2 separate regions of the Homo sapiens genome follow, and region 2 is linked to region 1. A link is a loop called in an ENCODE intact Hi-C map of the cell type or tissue named here. Cell type or tissue: PC-3. All regions are shown on one strand.

Region 1 (2,500 bases):
GGCCATTTCCTCCTAACTTTCCCCGTACCCATGATGCATCCTTCTCCGCATTTTCCAAACTTTCTCATCCTCTACTCCAAAAATATCTTTTTTGTTGTTCCAAGCATACGGATGAGGCTGACAAAACTGGTGATAGTATTGATGGAACTGCTATAAACGCCAGGGTAATAGCAATAACAATAACTACCATTTATTGAGCACTTACCTCATGCTGTTTAAATACATTGATCCCATTTAATCTATATAGCTCATCTGTGGGCAGATACTAGTGTCCATCTTTACAGATAAAAGATCTAAGGATCAAAGAGGTAAAGTAAAATTTCCAAGGTCCCCTCATCAATAAATGGTGGAAACAGCTGGGCACAGTGGCTCACGCCTGTAATCCCAGCACTTTGGGAGGCCAAAGCAGGTGGATCACCTGAGGTCAGGAGTTCGAGACCAGCCTGGCCAACATGGCGAAACCCTGTCTCTACTAAAAATACAAAAATTAGCCGGGCGTGGTGGCAGGCGCTTGTAATCCCAGCTACTCGGGAGGCTGAGGCAGGAGAATTGCTTCAACCTGGGAGGCAGAGGTTGCAGTGAGCCAAGATCGCGCCACTGCACTCCAGCCTGGGTGACAAGAGCAAAACTCTGTCTCAAAAAAAAAAAGATGGAAACAAACTTCAAACCCAAGTCTGCCTGTGCAGCTCACAAAGCACTTTCCTATTCATGACCTCCCCAGATCGGCGAGGATGGCTGCGCAGGTGTGATCAGCCCTCATTCTAGCTGAAGACCCTGAGTCTGGTTGCTGGTAAATGGTAGTGGGGGAGGGAGTCTATTATAAGAATCCAGGTCTCCGGAATTCTAAGATGCAGAAGACATTCATTATGCTCACAGACTTATCATGGCTGTCTTAATGTGAATTCAGGCCAATCCGGGATTCAGAATTTTATCTACTCCCTTAAGTGCAATTGTGAATTCATCAGTGCCCAGGAAAGGCACTGATGGAAAATGTCACACTGTGAATGGAATGTCAGATATGTGTATGTAAGTGTGTGATATATGCGAATATCTAAAACAGTCTCATGAAGAAGTATCTGCCAAGAAGCTGGGCATAAAGAAATTTAAGATTAAATTTAAGGAGGAATATACAGTTTTGCTTCTTTTTCTAAAAATACAAACAAGTAAAACCCACTCAGGTTCGATGAATGGGGAATAGAAGTCTCCCCATTGTAAAGGAGTGACCTTTGACCCCAATTGTAGGGAACTTAAACTACATCCCTGAGGAGTCCTGTGTTCTAGAGTGGATGTGATGATAAGCCAGTGAACAGTGATTATTCATAAGTCTGAATGGATTGTCTTCCCATGCTACAGTTCTGGACCATGGCTGATCTATTTCTTGCTTACAGAACACTCATGAGCCATGAATTCGTTGTGTTGGACTCCCAAGGCAGGCCCAGCCCTGCGGTTCACCTCTTCCCTACATGTCTGTACAAACATATTTGGTTCATTGTTTACTTAGACTTGGCAACTTCCTGTCAATGTCCCAGGAGAAGCATAAAGCAGACCAGAAGTGGAATGAGTTAGTTAGTTTGTTTGTTTGTTTGTTTGCTTTTGAGATGGAGTCTCACTCTGTTGCCCAGGCTAGAGTGCAGTGGTGCAATCTCGGCTCACTACAACCTCTGCCTTCTGGGTTCAAGCGATTCTCCTGCCTCAGGCTCCCAAGTAGCTGGGATTACAGGAGCATGCCACCATGCCCAGCTAATTTTTGTATTTTTAGTAGAGATGGGGTTTCATCATATTGACCAGGTTGGTCTTGAACTCCTGACCTCAAGTGATCCACCCACCTTGGCCTCCCAAAGTGGTAGGATTACAGGCGTGAGCCACCAATTGTAGTACAATTTGAAGTCAGGTAGTGTGATGCCTCCAGGTTTGTTCTTTCTGCTTAGTATTACTTTGGCTATGTGGGCTCTTTTTTGGTGCCATATGCATTTTAGGATTTTTTTTCTAGTTCTGTGAATAATGATGATGGTATTTTGATGGAATTGCATTTAATCTGTAGATTTCTTTGGGCAGTACGGTCATTTTCACAATGTTGATTCTTCCCATCATGAGCATGGAATGTGTTTACCTTTGTTTGTGTCATCTATGATTTCTTTCAGCAGTGTTTTTGTTTTCCTCATAGAGATCTTATATCTCCTTGGAATTGAACCATAGTTTTAAATGCACTTTTTAAGTTTGATAGTTAAGGAAATAGTGTTGTGAATTATTTTAAAGTAATGACTCTTCCAAACTAATTAGCACCTAAATATTTTTATAACAGTTTTATTGAGATATCACATGCTTTACAATTCAATTTTAAGTGTGCAATTCAATGGTTTTTAGTACATTTACAGAATTGTGTGACCGTCACCACAATCAATTTTAGTAAATTTTTATAATCCCCCAAAGAAACTTTGTATTCATTAGCTATCACTCCCCAATCTCCTCACGCCACCTCCCAGTCCTAGGCAACCACTAA
Region 2 (2,500 bases), 120 kb before region 1:
ACTCACTCCTCTGACTCATACTTCCTAGGTGCACCTTCTGTGGAATGCAAAGATCAATATGTCCTGTGACTGCTGAGGAGGGGCTCGCAGTCCAGTGGGGCAGGAGACCCAGGGAGCAACTGTGACCCGACTGTGACAGAGAAGCTGGTGTGAGGCAGACAGGGAGCAAGAGGATGTGCAGAGCTAACTCTGTGAGGGGATCAGGGAGGGCTTCTTGGAGGTGGTGGCAGGAGCTGAGGCACACAGGATGAGGAATCACTTATCCGGAGCAGCAGGAGAAGAGCTGGCTTTATCTGGGTGGAAAAATAAAAACTTTGGTTTAAATACAGATGTAATTTTGAGGCCCAAAACAACTAGAATAACAGAAAGACAACCAGTTCTCAGGATAATGGGCAAAAAAAGGGCTTCAGCTTCCCACATTCAACATCATTTTTATTAGAGTTATTTTAACTTATCTTTACCGCTAATGGCCCGCAGCCACCCACTTTCGAGGCAGCTTCCCGGCAACACCAGCTCTCTGATCTAATTTTACCCACAAGAAATTTGAGTTTGGAAGAACATGTGCAGAAGCTTCATTTGGTAGAAGGAGGCTAGAGGGAACCGGCACCCTGGGCCCCTGGAGAGCACACACAGCAGAGGGGCAGATGTCGGGGAGGATTTGACAGTTGCAAAACTGCCTATGGAAGGCCAAGCATCTGAGGGACAGCCTCTAGACTACCACCCATGCTGTGGTTCCCCAGCTCTGGGGAGGATGACATGAGTCTTTGGAATGTGTATTTTATTTTTGTCCTGCCTGGGTTTATAGCCCTAAAATGAGGTCTCTGCCTTCAGAGCAGAAAGGACCAGATAGTCTGATTGACCAGGGGAGGAGCCCTAGCTACTTTCCCCTGGGATGCCACTCTGTAAGTCATGCAAGGGCACCTCCAAGGAAGCCTCTCTGGGTGTCCCTTGTGATAAGCCCCATGTGTCAATGTGTCTGTGCAGAGGGAAGTGTTCACAGCTATACCAAGGGTGCACAGGGGAAGGCACCGCAAGGTTTCTTTATGACTCAGGCCTACAGAGTGGGTGGGAGAGGAGAGAGTACAGATTCCAATATGAATCAGCCATCCCTCCTAGCCTGGCAGGCCGCCAGCCTTTGCAACTCCCTTCTGATGCCAGACTATCTCCCAGCCTGTGCTCCACTGATGCCTGGAGGACTGCTCCTCAGTCATCCACTGTCAACACAAATTGATCTATAGGTTCAGTGCAATCTCAGTCAAAATCTCAGCAAAATCAGAATCTCCTGCTCTGCAAAAGACAGTAAGCGAATGAGAAGGCAAATCACAGATTGTGAGAAACTATTTGCAAAAAACATGTCTGATAAAGGACAGCTATCCAAACTAAATGGAGAACTCTTAAACTTCAACAATACAAAAACAAGCAACCCAACTGAAAAATAGGCAAAAGATCTGAATAGACACCTCACCAAAGAAAATACACAGGTGGTGATACACTTTGGATGTGTTTCTACCCAAATCTCATGTTGAAATGTAATCCCCAACGTTGGATGTAGGGCCTGGTGGGAGGTGATGGGATCCTGGGGGTGAATTTCTCATGATGGTTTAGCAGCATCCTCTTGGTACTGTCCTCGCCACAGTGAGTGAGTTCTCAGGAGCTCTGGTTGTTTAAAAGTGTGTAGCACCTTCCCCTTTTTCTCTCTTGCTCCTGCTCTAGCCGTGGGATGTGCCTGTGCCCCCTTTGCCTTCCACCATGATTCTAAGTTTCCTGAGGCCTCCCCAGAACAAACTGTTTCTTAACATATAATTCAGCAATCATGTGCCTTGATATTTACCCAAATGAGTTGAAAACTATATGCATACAAAAACATATACATAGATGTTTATTGCAGCTTTATTCGTAATTGCCAAAAATTGGAAGCAACCAAGATGTCCTTCAATAGGTGAATGGATAAACATTTTTATATAGTATCTTGATGCCATTTAGGCTATGATTTCATTTTGAGACCAATCATTCAGAGCTGTTGCTTTTTTAATTTTCCCAAATTTTATTGAGAGAAGCCAAGCAGATGCCAACATCATGCTTCCTGTACAGCCTGTACAACCATGAGCCAATTTAACCTCTTTTCTTTATAAATTACCCAGTCTCAGGTATTTCTTTACAACAATGTGAGACTGGACTAATACAGATGGCAAGTAAGCACATGTAAAGATGCTCGACATCACATGTCATCAGGAAAATGCAAATTAAAAGAACAATGAGGTACCTCTACACACCTATTAGAATGGCCAAAATGCAGAACACTGATGATAGCAAGTTCTGGTAAGGATGAGGAGCAACAGGAACTCTCCTTCATTACTGGTGGGAATGCAAAATGGTACAGCTACTTTGAAAGACAGTTTGACAGTTTTGTACAAAACTAAACGTACTCTTTCTTACCGTATGATTCAGCAATCGTGCGCCTTGATGTTTTCCCAAATGAGTTAAAAACTTATATCCATAC

The links. Peaks named below come from ENCODE experiments on the same cell type or tissue, not always from the same donor. Only the 100,000 strongest peaks of a DNase experiment are listed, where the experiment ranks them.
Region 2: it touches region 1 in a loop (5-fold over the local background); 20 of 110 quality-filtered maps call a loop at or near these places.

What each region holds. Positions count from the first base shown.
Region 1 is chr7:35,992,863-35,995,362 of GRCh38, reverse strand. No RefSeq gene overlaps it. Among named protein-coding and RNA genes, the nearest start is that of EEPD1, 160 kb to the left of the region's middle. RefSeq lists an enhancer at 1,310-1,604. In PC-3, no CTCF peak of the experiment used is centred here; DNase peaks (open chromatin) are centred at 1,442 and 2,042; H3K4me3 peaks cover 199 bases; H3K27ac peaks cover 1,849 bases.
Region 2 is chr7:36,114,261-36,116,760 of GRCh38, reverse strand. No RefSeq gene overlaps it. Among named protein-coding and RNA genes, the nearest start is that of EEPD1, 38 kb to the left of the region's middle. In PC-3, no CTCF peak of the experiment used is centred here; DNase peaks (open chromatin) are centred at 760 and 1,070; H3K4me3 peaks cover 1,011 bases; H3K27ac peaks cover 1,688 bases.